Regions from separate parts of the Mus musculus genome. Here region 1 is linked to region 2. Evidence: chromatin loops called from intact Hi-C (ENCODE). Cell type or tissue: heart. All regions are shown on one strand. Links, peaks and the distances in the headings refer to the core of each region. The heading gives the core; the rest is flanking DNA.

Region 1 (7,575 bases), core at 1,490-6,489, 76 kb before region 2:
TACCCACCCACTCCCCTTTTATGGCCCTGGCGTTCCCCTGTACTGGGGCATATAAAGTTTGCGTGTCCAATGGGCCTCTCTTTCCAGTGATGGCCGACTAGGCCATCTTTTGATGCATATGCAGCTAGAGTCAAGAGCTCCGGGGTATTGGTTAGTTCATAATGTTGTTCCACCTATAGGGTTGCAGATCCCTTTAGCTTCTTTGGTACTTTCTCTAGCTCCTTCATTGGGGGCCATGTGATCCATCCAATAGCCGACTGTGAGCATCCACTTCTATGTTTGCTAGGCCCAGGCATACTCTGACAAGAGACAGCTATATCAGGGTCCTTTCAGCATAATCTTGCTAGTGTATGCAATGGTGTCAGCATTTGGAAGCTGATTATGGGATGGATCCCCGGATATGGTAGTGTCTACATGGTCCATCCTTTTATCTCAGCTCCAAACTTTGTCTCTGTAACTCCTTCCAAGGGTGTTTTGTTCCCACTTCTAAGGAGGGGCATAGTGTTCACACTTCAGTCTTCATTTTTCTTGAGTTTCATGTGTTTAAGAAATTGTATCTTATATCTTGGGTATCTTAGGTTTTGGGCTAATATCCACTTATCAGTGAGTACATATTGTGTGAGTTCCTTTGTGAATGTGTTACCTCACTCAGGATGATGCCCTCCAGGTCCATCCATTTGGCTAGGAATTTCATAAATTCATTCTTTTTAATAGCTGAGTAGTACTCCATTGTGTAGATGTACCACATTTTCTGTATCCATTCCTCTGTTGAGGGGCATCTGGGTTCCTTCCAGCTTCTGGCTATTATAAATAAGGCTGCTATGAACATAGTGGAGCATGTGTCCTTCTTACCAGTTGGGGCATCTTCTGGATATATGCCCAGGAGAGGTATTGCTGGATCCTCCGGTAGTACTATATCCAGTTTTCTGAGGAACCGCCAGACTGATTTCCAGAGTGGTTGTACAAGCCTGCAATCCCACCAACAATGGAGGAGTGTTCCTCTTTCTCCACATCCACGCCAGCATCTGCTGTCACCTGAATTTTTGATCTTAGCCATTCTGACTGGTGTGAGGTGGAATCTCATGGTTGTTTTGATTTGCATTTCCCTGATGATTAAGGATGTTGAGCATTTTTTCAGGTGCTTCTCTGCCATTCGGTATTCCTCAGGTGAGAATTCTTTGTTCAGTTCTGAGCCCCATTTTTTAATGGGGTTATTTGATTTTCTGAAGTCCACCTTCTTGAGTTCTTTATATATGTTGGATATTAGTCCCCTATCTGATTTAGGATAGGTAAAGATCCTTTCCCAATCTGTTGGTGGTCTTTTTGTCTTATTGACGGTGTCTTTTGCCTTGCAGAAACTTTGGAGTTTCATTAGGTCCCATTTGTCAATTCTCGATCTTACAGAGCAAGCCATTGCTGTTCTGTTCAGGAATTTTTCCCCTGTACCCATATCTTCAAGGCTTTTCCCCACTTTCTCCTCTATAAGTTTCAGTGTCTCTGGTTTTATGTGAAGTTCCTTGATCTACTTAGATTTGACCTTAGTACAAGGAGATAAGTATGGATCGATTCGCATTCTTCTACATGATAACAACCAGTTGTGCCAGCACCAATTGTTGAAAATGCTGTCTTTCTTCCACTGGATGGTTTTAGCTCCCTTGTCGAAGATCAAGTGACCATAGGTGTGTGGGTTCACCACTGCTCCTTTGATCTGCTGTCTTTCCTCTGCCTGCTATAGCAGCTTTGCACTTAGCATTCCTAGCCCTAGTGTATCACTGTGTATGCAAACAGCAAAACAAAAACAGAACTGTTGTGCAATGCATTGGAAAGGACTAAAGTGTGGAGAAAGCATGCCCTTCTTATTATTAACACCTTAGAGGGGAAACAGAATGGAAGTATATTGTTTGTGCTTGTTTTGTTGGAATAAAAGTTCTTAGTTACTGAAGCCAGATGTCTTCATCTGAGAAGAAATTCTTGTCACCATCACCACTGAGATGGGTGGGGGTAAGAGGTGGAAAGAATAGGTTTTGCTTTGTTTTGGCCAGTGCAAGACTGCCCTTGTGTGATACTCTCTTGATCAGGCCTCAAAGGAACACTGCTGGAAAATTAAAAAGTAGCAGTAAATAGTTGAGATCACAAATTCACAAATGTCTGTTACCATACCTGGCCACCTTATTGGTCTTTCTTGGAACAAACATACACACACACACACACACACACACACACACACACATACACACACACAGAGAGGGAGGGAGACGGAGGGGAGACAGAGAGAGAGAGAGAGAGAGAGAGAGAGAGTGATTGATTGATTGATTGATTGATTGATTTCTTAGTGAACAAGAGACATAGCCAAGCATTCTACCAGTATCATCTTGCTTCAGGAAACTTGTTCTACAGACTAAACTATCAGGTTTTCCCATTGAAATTCTGTTATTCTCTTTTTCTTCCCTCTTCTCTCTCTCCCTCCTTTTTTCTCTCCTTCCTGACTTTTTCCTCTCGTTATCTCTTCCCTTTCTTTCATTCTTCCCTTTTTTCCTTCATTTTTTTTCTTCTTTTTAAAAATTTTTAAGGCACGCTGATCTTGAACTCCTGCTCCTCCAGTCTGCAGCTCCTCAATGCTGGCATTACAGACCTCTGCAACCAAGCCTGGCGGGATTTCTTCCCTCTTTATATCAGATAGCTAGTGGGGAGATTTGACATTTGTGGTCTTGTTCTAGAAGACTTAATATCTAAGAAAAGAATGTTTATCCATGAAGAGACTTTTCTGTGAAGCCATCCATCTTTTGTTCTTATTTCACTTGTTGCTATTATTAAACAATTTGCTGCTTCAAGCTGAATGTTGTATGTGGTGGTTCCCCCTCCTTGCAAAGGCAGTAAAGAGTTCAAGCAAAGGTGTTTCCTGACGCTTGCTACTAACTTCCCTATTTTACTGATTGTCCCTCCTTGAACCTTGAGTCTGTGTCCAGTGAAATGCCGAGAGGAAAGAGTAGGGCTCCTCTCATTGCCTAAACGCTGACATCTGACATTTAAAAGGAACTCCTGGGTGGAGATGTTGGCTTTGCAGCCCTTCTTTCCCTATGCACATCTCACATCTCATTGGAAGGAAACTTTGTTCTAATCAGACAAGTGTTCCTTAAGTAGATGCTAATCAAATTTTCATCAATGAATGTGCGATATTCTGGTGAGTGTAAACGTTTTAGCATAGTAAAACCTTTGCTTTCCATCTCATCGGAAGACTAAAGGTGAAAAATAAGAATCTGCAATAATAATGGTTTTTAGAAAATGTATCAATTCTCTTTACTTTGCTATTCATTCGTCCACATATAATGAACTTTTATGTAACAAGGTGTTCAACAACAAATCTCAGTATCCAAATAATAGGATGTAGTAATAGAGCAAGAAAGAACTTGGGGTGGGCCCAGCTTCAAACCACTTTTTTTGTACATTCCAGAACTCCACATCCAGATCATCAGATTAATACTTTCCAGTTTGCTCAGGATCGCAGAGAGTGGCTCACCTAGGAGAACCGCCCCTTGGTTTTTACCTCAGTTGTCCCATGTTCCCTGCCTAGCTGAATTGATCCTTGTGGGTTAAGCATTACTCTTTTATGTTCATTCTCTTTGAGCTTGGAGGGAGGAGGGGTTTGGCTGCCTAAGAGCCACAAGGTTTTCTGGCCCTTAGTGTCAGAATTTCCACCAGGTGGCGCCCTAATTCAGAAGCCTGGCAATAAACTTCTGTGAGCTTCTATTTTAACTGGAACCAAAGAACCACACAGCATCAGTCCCTAAGATCTAAACAATTTGGGTAAAGTATTAAATCAAGAAAATTTTAACTCCTGAGTAGAAATGTAGTAAAGTGTGTGAAAATTCGTAGTAGACTCTTGTGCTGGAATACTTGGTACATCTCAGGCCTATGACATGATAATCTGAGTGCTTGTTACTTCTATTGAAGGGGTTGGTGCTCCTTGTCATAGATAGAGAGTGGGCTATCGATCACAGAGAGAGAGAGCTGATACTGTAAATAACCCCTATTTCACATGCTTATGAAAAATCTGTGTGTTTTCTTGCAAGTTCCTAAACTTGAAGGAACAAAGAAATGCACTTAAAATCTCCTTCAAATCTGTAGCTTTCAGCTAGAGTTTAGATGGGAAATGATTGGTTGCTGTGTTTCAAAATCCTAACAGAATAGCTGTTCAGTGGTTCCAGATGTTTTTGATAAAAACTTGGAACTGTAGCATCAGCAGTAAGAGCACAGACTACAGATTCTGTCTTCCATGGGGGAGTGCTGGGCACATCCAAAGGGGAAAGCAAACAGACTTTCTGCCCCACCCACAGCATTTTTGCCCCACCCAGAGCATTTGTTCTCTGAGAAGAAACAGATTAGCAAGGACAGTTTTAAATTGTCCTTAATATGCTTGTATGTGTAGAAAAGAGAAAAATCTAGATTTCTAGAACAACAAAAAAAAAACAGACAAAAAAGGCTAATATATTTATTTCAAACAGTCCTCTGGTGTCATTCAGAAAATTATAATGGTTTTGAAACATTTCTCTGATTATGTAAAGTTTCCAAGGACAAAGTCCATGGGTTTTATTTCTTTGTTTGCCTCTTCTGCAGGGCATAGAATGTCTATTGAATGGATATGGATCATCTTTAGTTTGATCGAGTTGGTACAGAAAGACTTTACAGTGACCAGAGCATCTCTGGTTCTCTAGAGAGATGCTTGGGAACTTGCAAGCAGGAAACATTTGATTCTAATTAGAACAGAAGGGAGAGGCAGTGAGGAGCAAACCATTTGAGAACAGAGGGGAGACAGCTTTGTGTTCATTGGGAAGAGGGGATTCTAAATTATAGCTTGGTGAAAGTTGATCCATAAAATATAATAGGCAGCCAGATTTTTTGTACACTTAAGCCTGCCCCTCCTGGACCTTTGGACCTATGCCCTTAAACCACATGATATCAAAGTTCTTGTATGCTCCTGCACAGAGTCCCGTGCTTTTTTGGTTAGCTTAAGCAAGAATTTTATTTACAACTTCATCTCTTCAATTGTCTTGTGTCTACTGTGTCTAGCATCCTCTGTACTGAAAAGCATCATGTGCTTACTGTCTACGGTGCCGGTGTGAGCGAGGCTTGCTCTCTAGAGCACCAGAAAGAGGACATTGTCCACCTTCATGCTTTTAATGGACCTGTGGTGGGATCAGGATGAGGCTTGTGTTAGAGGGAGCTGAGACAGTGGTGTTTGGGTAGACAGATGGGTAAGTGAAGAACTGGCCACCTTACCTGGGTTTGCTCCGTTGCTTTCTCCTAAGCAGACTAGCCTCCTTAAACACCTGGCCTGAGGAAATGGTGACTCATTAGACCTTCGTTACCCTTTCACAGCTTCAAAAAGAAAACACCTTTCACCAACTTTGCTTGCATTATTGAGAGAAACTGTAGTATTTAGTCCCTTCACTTCCTTTCTGTTGTGGTGTTTAAGGTTGTACACTCACATTCTCCAAATCCGTGTAAGGGGCTGCACTCTGTCCCCTTAGAGAGAACGTAGGACTGCTTCTCCCGGAAAGCATTAGAATGCTGTTTCCCTTGTTTGGTGTTGCTTTTGGCACAGAGTCTCTTTATATAACCCTGTCTGTCATGGAACTCATGTCATGGATCAGGCTATCCTCGAACTCACAGAGGTCTGCCTGCTCTGTCTCCATAGTGCTGGGATTAAAGGCATGTCCGTACCTAGCCCACTGTGGGTTTATTTTAGGGTTTTGTTTTAACCCCCTTTTCTATTCTTTCACCTCTCTTTTCTGCTTTTTGCTTCCTTGATTCCTCTTCCTCTTTACCCCTCCAATGTTTATTACAGTCCCCAGTGTCTAAAAATGAACGACTGTGTCTGCTCCTGAGGCATAGGAGACTGGCAACTGGAGAGGTCTGGAGAAGCAAGAAAACAGGCAAATGAAGTCACATAGTCCCATGATTGAGAGGTGTGACAGGCAAGGCGGTCTCAGCCACGTGACTCTTCTTAGTCCCAAGAGTCCTAAGAGACATGCGTACATTCATCCTATGCCATCTCTTTAACTTTCTTTAGAACTTTCTCAGACCCCAGATGAGACAAAACCTTAACTTGTGATGACTTCTAACCCTTGCCAGACATTTTTGTAGCTAATTCTACATCCTAGAGACATAACTCTGAAATATTTGGCTAACATTTTTCTGATATTAAATCATTCCTTTGCATTCTGCAGGGAGATGCTGTATACGCCTTGGCTGGATTCAGGGTCTCTGTGTCTTTCCTGAATGCCAAGGCTGTAGTACAGACTAGTAGTGTTTAGTATAACACCGCCTTTCTTTATTAGCATACTACTGGCATCAAAGGGACTGAGGTCGTTCCTTGCGGTGTCTGACAGAGCCTTTTTCACTGGGGACTTGTAAGGAGGAGGAGGAGCAGGAGGAAGCCTGTTGGAAAAGGAAGCCTTGTTTTTTCTCTTAGTCTGTAGATGATTCATGTTCCCACCACTGCAATTAGGTTTCCAAACCTCCAAGGCTGCTGGTGCAGGTCTGAAAGGGCAAGTAATGACGATCTTGAGAGAGCAGGGTAAAGGGTGTGGAGGCTGCGGAGGGAGGGACTGGCTAGCTAGCGGCAGCCAGCTAGGGAGGGAGGGAGGGAGGACATCTGGGGGAGTGGTCTATTTTCCTTGTACTCGGCCGGCTGGCTGTCCTTAGATATTTTCAACTTAAGTCAAAATCCAGCCCTGCTGCTGAAGAGCTGGAGACTGGCTAAAAAAGTGGATACTCTAGAAAATACCTCCAGATTTTTTTTCTCCCCCCCCCCCCCCCCGCCTCCATATAGGTTTCTTGCCTTTGTTGTTTTAAGGAATTCTCTCGTGCCATCACTTTGAAATAGCCACCTTCCTTTTAAAAAAAAAAAAAAAAACCTTTGTCTTCGTGGCTAAGTGCTTACTGGCTCTGGGTTTTCTGCATACATGTGCCAACCATTATGCTTAGCCAGTTCGTCCTTAATTTTTCTACTGGAGTTCTCGGCAGTGATGGAAAAGATCTGTGCTTCTCTTTCAGTCAAGATCTGCACAGCAGCGATCTTACTGCAGACTGCTTTTATTATGAATTATAAACTCGTCTCCGTGCTCTGAAGTTGCCAGAAAGTTCCCACTTAGTTCACAGATTTGGAGTCTGCTTTTTTTTTTTTTTTTTTTTTTTCCTTAACCCGAGAGTTTTCTATATAGAGGAATCTGGAAGCAGAAGTCTCCTCCCGCCCACTGTGAGAATTTGGAATTTCGGACCTGTGTGAGCACATTGGTCCCTGGATTCAGCAGATATCCGTCTACATTTTGTCTCTTCTTTTCTGCATCTGTACAAAATGTATGAGCGGCACAAAAGGCGCTATAGCCTGTGTGACATCTCCAAGGTGGACAGGACTGTCGATGTGGTGTTGCTGAAGGTAAGAAGGGGCCACACCTCATACAGTTTCAACATCTCAGGAAGACTTCTCTCTGTACCCTTACTGCCCGGTCTTGATCCTTCCTAAACTAGGATGAAGTGTGAGAAAGCCTGAGCTAACAGTGACAGAAGATCAAG
Region 2 (7,575 bases), core at 872-5,871:
TTTCCTTTGGATTTCTTCAGAAGCAGCAGCTCAGTAACTGGATGGTTTCTGAATTTAGAACCAGTCCGTTGCTTCTGTGAGATAGGAAACACAAACAATTGCCTAAAGAAAAGATCCTTTTATTTAGAAGAAAAGAAAGTAAGTAGTTTGAGCAATAAAGTCCATTCTCTATCAACAAGAACACTTTGTTTCTCTCTGTTTACCAAGGTTCTTTCAAAAACTGCTGTGAGGAGCAGTTAGCCAAAGTGGCTTAGCTCTTTTCTGTGGCTTTTCTCTCATTCTGAACATCAGCACTGTGGTTATTAACACTGGCTACTAAGAACGTCTCACATGGTTTTTGCATACAAGTACTATCAGTCCAGACCAGACAGCGCCTAAAAGTCCCCAGTGATTTTAAACAAGAAGTTGCAGAAAGAATCCTGGAACATGTGTTTCTGAGTTGCTGTTAGTTCCATGGGTTGGTTGGATTTTGTGTGGTTGGTTGGTTTGGCTTTGTTTCTGGGGGGTGTTTCTTTTCTTGTTGTTAGAATTAGAGTTTTCCATTTTCCCATAGGAGGAAAATGTTTCTATTTGTTCTTAACGGCCATGTGTCCTTAAAAAGGATCAATTTTTTTTCCACATAGATTTTTGCTGCTAGTAGACAAAACAATGCACTAAAGTGCTTTAATGTTCCTTTCTTCAAAAGTCTGGCTGCATATGACAGTTTTCCTGCTGAAAAAGAAAATGCGTAATATATAATGTTTCCCCGGAGATCTATCATGGATGATATGACAAAAAAAAATCATTCCCAGGCATGCAAATTTGTTCCATTTTCTTTTGTTAAATGTTCTCATGTAAGAGAAGATAGGGAGGGAGGGAGGGAGGGAGGGAGGGAGGGAGGGAGGGAGGCAGATAAATGGATGGGTGGATGCAAGCTGAGCTATTGGCTTTTAATTTCATAGAAATATGATTAAGGGTCAGCTCTAAGCCTGTGAACCACTGTACTTTGTGACTTTTTGAAGAATTTTGAAATAATGAAATCATCCCACTTACTGCTCTTAGGCACTGTTTTAAATATAAAGAAGGCCAAATCAGCTTTTTCTTTGTTATGAACATTTGATAAATGTTGAAGTTTGTTTTAAAAAAAGAAAGAAAAGGAAAAGGTGTAGCATAGATTTAAGCACAGCCATTGAGAGAAAAGTACTTAGAGGCAAAGGGCAGTCTGCAGCCAAGTGTGGGCTCCAGCTTCTCTGAAGAGCCCTGGCAAGTTTTCTTTCGTCTTCCTAACAACACAGTATGGTTTGTGGCAGTGTACTTAAAAATATACTAGACATGCCTTCGTGTCTTATATTTTTAATTGTCTATTTTAAAACAGATAGTACAGTTGTAAATCCCATGACTTTGGCTGCTGTCTGTGGCGCTAACCATTACTAATTCACTCACACCTAGCACTAAAACCGTTGTCCTATGTGTTGTGTCTAGGACCACTTGGTGACAAATTTAGTGTTTTTCCAGTAGATACTTCAGTGTGGTTAACAGATAGCCATGTGAACTGCTTATCACTACGACTTGTGGCTGTAATCCTGGGCATAATAAAAATTTCAGCTAGGTTGTAGGTTTGATGACAGTTAACTGAAACCGTGAATCTCTGTGAAAAGTTCTACTGGAAGCACATTCAGGATGCTATTTCTACTTTTGTGTCTCATGAAGTAGAATTGTTCTTAAATCTCAAACAGTGGTCTAAGAACATGAGAACTGCCAATGTCTCTTCAAAAGTACCATTCCCCTCACCCCTAAAAAGCAGCACTACTTAACCTTCTGAGGGTTGTTGAATCTAGAAGGAAAGGAGCAGGAGGGAACAGCTTGGAAGCAGTTTTGGTCAGGACTGTTTTTGTTTGTCACATTTACAGATCAGAATTAGTGCCAAGTTCTCAAACCTATATCCTCTCTTATTGCCCGCCCAACAAGCCCTGGATATGATAGAGTCAGAGTAAAACAAAAGAAAGGATGCATTTCGTAACTGTGATACTGAAATTAGCATTTCAGTATAATGGATGGCAAATATGGTAAATTACTATTTTCAAATGATAAGGGAATCTAAGGAGCTTTTGGGGGTAATACAGTTTGATACACTGGTGGTTTTCTAAGTAAGAGCTATTAATACAATATTATACATGGATAATATAATAGCAGTAGGAACTTTTTGGACCTCAACTTAAAATGTAAAAATATAGCTCAGTGATAGAGTGATTGCCTATATTGTATGAGGCACTAGGTTTGACCTCCATCGACACAGTGAAGGAAGGGAGGGAGGAAGGAAGAAAGGGTGTGTAACATTTTGACACAGTACTTCATCCTTCATTTTTAAAGAAATACACCTTTACAGTTAAAATTGAATTTGTTTCCCTATGTCAGTCTTCCTTCTTCCCTCCAAGTAAGCGTTGATGTCATCTGTGGCTCACAGTTCCCTCATATGAACAAAACTGGGTAGTAGTGGTTGGTTTGCTGTTGCTGTGCATCTCACTTTGCAGTTTGCTTTATTCTCCCCAGTGTTCTATTGTAGAGAACGGAAGTACTGAGCACATAGATGTAGATACTGGCATTTAGCTCATCTGTGGTACTGTCTTTCACACATACTTCAAGCTGTTCTGCTGCTTAGGATACGGGGCTATTTCCACTTTGACTCAGACAGAGCCACAAGGGCATCCTTGCGTCCTTGTGTATGGCACTAGTCTCAGTGCTAATTCATAAAAGTGACACACACTGAACCTCACTAGATGTTGTTAAATGACTTTCCAAAGTAATTGCATCGATTTCAGATGATGAGTTTCTACATTGCCATGTCTTCACAGTACTTAAAATGAGGGTGTGGTGCCTTTTGTCCGGTAGACTTGGAAACCAAAGCACAAGGAGAAGGGACTTATTCGGGGCTCATGGTGGTAACCAGAATTAGACTTAAATTAAATTTGGTTTGCCTGCCATGTGTCCTAGTCTCTTTTACATGTCAATAAGTTGACACAGCAACTCTCATATGTAGTCATGAAGATTATGTCAGGGCGTTTGGCTTAGACAAATAGACTGTGGGTCTATATATACATAGATATTTGAATAGACAATCATGATCCATGTACTGCACCAGAGAGTACAAGATCCTCAGAACAGGAGAAAAACCTCACAAAATCCCAGTGCTGTGTGACTGCTAGTGTTCAGAAAGGGATCTGTGAACCAAGCAGATATTGCAGTAACAACTGCTTCAGAAGAAATGGGGAAGGCCTTCAGATCTAGGTATCTGGCAGTCTCCTTCACAGTGGCAAGTTTCTCTTACCCCACAGTCCATAAGTCCAAGCCTTTAAGTCCAAAAGCATCTTGACCTTGTTGGCTAGAACAAGGTCTGTGGTACTCCCTGAAGCAACCGTACCTAGTGAACTGCTGTCTGATTTCCTGAGTGAGCCTTTCCCAGGAGACACACGCCTCTTCAGCTGTCCCCAAAGACAGATCTTTTGCTTGTTTGTGCTTTGCCTCTGGCCTCTTGGCACAGCCTGTTTTTATGACTTCATTGCAGCAGGAAGAGCTGATGACCTTTCGGAGGCCCAGAGTGCATGGTTTTTACATCAGTGGCCCTTGTAGGCCACGGGAATAGAAAACTAAAAATACTTTGAGATGAAATGTGTCATTGGTAAATTTGAATCTGGTTTGTCTCAGGAACTCTCCCATGTTCTCCTGAGTCAGGCTTCTCAGGGGTGTTTTGGGAGATTTGTAGTTAACCTTTCTTACATGGCTTCTCACTCAGGGAGTTGGGTACAAAAGCTCGGGATATTTGAGACCTCAGGATATTTCTTTTATCTTTTGAAATTATAATGATGTCATTTCCTTCTTCACTTTCCAACCTCCTAACTCTTTCACATACTTTTCCTCTTTCAAGTTCATGCCCTCTTTTTCTCAATAATTGTTCTTAGAAGTACTTGCATGATGTGTGCATGCTCTTAGATATATAAGTGTAGCCTGCTCAGGAATGTTACTTGTATGTATGCCTTCATGGTTGACTATTTGATATTAGTTAACCAGTCAACGTGCTCTTCCTTAGTTCTCAGCATTCCTTAGTTGCCTGTAGCTTTTTGTGTAGGGTTGAATCTTCCATGGTCTTTCCCTGTCCACATTAGCTTGTGTATTGTTTTTGTCCTTGTTCAGCATATATCTAGAAAGTCATGTTGGTGAGATTTTTATGGGTATATCTTCTGACATCCTAGGGAACACAATCTCATGGCAAATTCCCTGATCTTCAGACTATTAGAATCTTTCACCTCGTCTTGGGCAATGTTCCTTTGCCTTAGGTGTGGGAGTTGTTTTGTAAATGTATCCACTGGAACTGAGCTCCACAGCTCTGTATTTTGGCTGGTTATAGTTTTCTGTGATGAGCTCTGTCTCTTGCAAAGAGGAGTTTCCTTGATGAGGGGTAAGGACTACACTGATACCTATGAGTGTAAAGACAAATACTTAAAATATAGGAATTTTGCTGGTTTTAGTAAAATGGTGGTTGTAGATTCTCCCTCAAGATCCATGACTTCAGTAGCCATAATTGCCTAGGTTTCCACCTTGGTGAGTAGCTCTTAAGTCCAAATAGTGAACTGTTGGTTACTCCTACTGTCTTGTGTGTCACTAATGTACCCATAGGGTTATCATACTATGCTGGTTCATAAGCACCATAGCTTGGTAGGACTGTTGGTTGTTTTCTTCCTTTGGATGCTTGCATGGTTTCTTCAGATACCTCCTCTTGAAAAAGGAGATTTACATGTTAGTTCAGCTCAAGGCTTTCTGGGCCCTGTAGACATCTAGATGGAAGACATTTAAATTTTAGTGTTGACAGCCTCTCAGGCTTCCTGTCTAATAAATTCCTGACTTCTTCTTTTGGTTAATCACAAATACATCTGTTTCCTAGTAAAGAACTATAAAATGTGCTTTGGTTACTGGTACTGTGGGGTGGGTGGGTGTGTGTATGTGTGTGTGTGTGGGTGTGTGTGTGTGTGTGTGTGTGTGTGTGTGTGTGCACTCCTGCACATATGCTCTGTCACCTCCTTGCAGCAGTAGTGAGTAGCAGAGTCCAGGGTCTATCAGTTTCTTGTTGTGACCTTCCTTATGCTTCCTTTCCAGGCTGTGGTGCTTTTGTCCACAAAGGCTGCAGAGAAAATCTAGCCTCCTGTGCAAAGGTCAAAATGAAGGTAAGATAGTTCTAGCTGTTAGAATACTCAAGATCCATGGGCTTAAAAATACCAAAATCAGCTGGTCATGGTGGTTGCACACTTTTAATCACAGCACTTGGGAGACAGAGGCAGACAGATATCTATATGTAAGGTGAGCCTGGTCTACAGAGTGAGTTCCAGAACAGCCAGGGCTACCCAGAGAAACCCTGTCTCAAAAATCAAAGCAAAAAAAAAAAAAAAAAAAAAAAAAAAGTAAAATCTCCACATGTTAGAATTTAGATTGTAGTGGGTATTTTTTATTTGTTTTAATCATTTGGTGACAAATTTGAAAACAAATTAATCTAAACATAGTTGCTTATTAAAATGATCAATCACCTTCTTGATTAATACACTCAAGAATTTGAGACATTGAATAAAGAAAATGCTGAGCCAGAGACCAATCTTATAATCCCAGGACTTGGGAGACTGAGGAGTTCCTTGGTTTGATGTTAGCCAATTTGTCAGTGAAACCCTGTCTCCACAGAATTTTTAAGTAAAATGAGTGCTTTTTAGAAATGTCATGTGTTGGCCATTTCTCTGTGTTTCTGTTTAAGTGATTGACTTAACTAGCTGTACACACATCCTCTGCTACTGGAATCCCTCGTTTCCCCATCTAGAAGCATGAGGGCAACAGGTGGAAATCAGAGGCGTTTGATGTGTGATGGGGAGAGGGAGGGATCTCCTCCAGTTAGAACCAACCTATCTGGTTTTTTCTCCAAAGGTACATAATAGATAGCAGAGATGATACAATGAAAGAATGGCAAGTACCAATATTGGTGCCGTATGAGCGTGAAACCATGCCTTTTGGATAGCCTATGTGACTATGTCACTATTGTCAGCCATACATAAAGTGTACTTCTTCCTCAGAATACGGGTATGTCTACACAGATGCCCATCAGTAACCACGTTACTTATCACAGTGGTCTCAGTCTTGAGTGTTTATCAGCATCTCAAGGATCTTACTTAAAGAAATTTGCTGCTATAGCCCTTCTCCCAAAAGGTTTCCAATTCTGGAGTGGGCTGAGGAGTTCGCTTTGCTGAGGAGTTCCCAAATGATACTGATCATCCTCAGACCCCACTCCGGGCCATGCTGGACTAGTATGAAAATAGCTAACCTCTGTGCCTGGGTCTTCTCAGCTCAGTGATGGATATTTTGACTCACGCTGTACTTTAAAATTTTAGTTTATGAAAAGACTTAAAAATAATACCAATTCGATTTCTCTTTTCTCTCCCAAAACTGGAAGCTTCTCCAACCCTCAGCTCCTGGGTGCTGCTACCTGTGACCCAGCACTCTAGCTCCCCTCAGCCTGCTTGCTTTCCATTGTTCCATAGTGTTCAAAATCCTCTGGGACCATATTTTTCTGTCTTTTTTTTTTTAAAGATTTGTACCTTGCCCCCGCTAGAACATAGGCAGGCAGGCAGGAATCTCTGATGGATTAGTATAGTAGACTTGAGTATCTCGAATAGTGTCCGGTATGCGATAGAGTCTTAAAATTGGAAAGACTGGATAGCAGAGAACAGTCAGTGGGTGCTCGGTGGCTGCTGTTGAAATGGGAAATGCATCCCAGATGTCCACTCGTTCTAGCATCTCCCTACTGCTTCTGTCACTCACCATCTGTCCATGCACTCAATCTGTGGTGTTCACTGTCTGATAAGACTGTATGCATGGGGTTCTGTAGGACAGTGGCAGAGAGTGGCATCTCTTTTGTATATCATTATAATCTATATGGAGGCATTTTCAGTTGGAAGTGATCTACTTCCTCTTAGAGATCTGTTTCACAGTAAATGCTTCACTTTGTAATTTGTCAAAAGTATTTTTGTGCGTGTTCTCACAAAATATTACTAAAATTAGCATCCTACCTAAGATTGTAACACTTTACAAAGGCTAGTCATCAAAGAAACAGAAATGAACAGGGCACAGATAATGATCTCTTTACTAACTGACAGTACATTGGAGATACAGACAGGTAATTTCTACAAGCCAGAAAAAACTCTGCAGACAGCTTTGGTATCTGTAGCAAAGAGAGAGTACTTAGATCATCTGAAAATGGATTAATGCTTTGCCTACACAGATGACCAACAAACATTCCTGGGATGGGTCTGGGGATACACCTAGCCGCTTATCTGCAGCTCTTGGTGAGCGCAAAGGATAGCTAGTGGAGCGGGCCTGACCCAGCACAGTGTTCTCTTTTGACTCCAGGCTTCTGGAGACTTGATGGAAGATGAGTTTTCAGTGTGATCTGCATCTCTTTACCTTCTTTTCTCTTTAGCAGCCAAAAGGGAGCCTCCAGGCCCACGATACATCATCGCTGCCCACAGTCATCATGAGAAACAAGTGTAAGTAGCTTCAGCTCTCAGA

Evidence for each region. Hi-C counts contacts between places; a loop is a spot of excess contacts. Peaks named below come from ENCODE experiments on the same cell type or tissue, not always from the same donor. Only the 100,000 strongest peaks of a DNase experiment are listed, where the experiment ranks them.
Region 1: a loop joins it to region 2, with 4 times the contacts of the local background. A loop is called at or near these places in 11 of 42 quality-filtered maps.

The regions. Positions count from the first base shown.
Region 1 is chr7:75,636,027-75,643,601 of GRCm38, forward strand. All of the region lies in intron 8 of Akap13 (A kinase (PRKA) anchor protein 13), which reads left to right. Among named protein-coding and RNA genes, the nearest start is that of AU020206, 140 kb to the right of the region's middle. In heart, for the core only: a CTCF peak has its summit at 3,698 (motif pointing right); DNase peaks (open chromatin) are centred at 3,675, 4,325, 5,615 and 5,965; H3K4me3 peaks cover 443 bases; H3K27ac peaks cover 701 bases.
Region 2 is chr7:75,712,643-75,720,217 of GRCm38, forward strand. Akap13 (A kinase (PRKA) anchor protein 13) reads left to right here. Exons shown (of 37, transcript NM_029332.1): 18 at 5,128-5,195; 19 at 7,487-7,553. Among named protein-coding and RNA genes, the nearest start is that of AU020206, 66 kb to the right of the region's middle. In heart, for the core only: no CTCF peak of the experiment used is centred there; a DNase peak (open chromatin) is centred at 3,509; H3K27ac peaks cover 295 bases.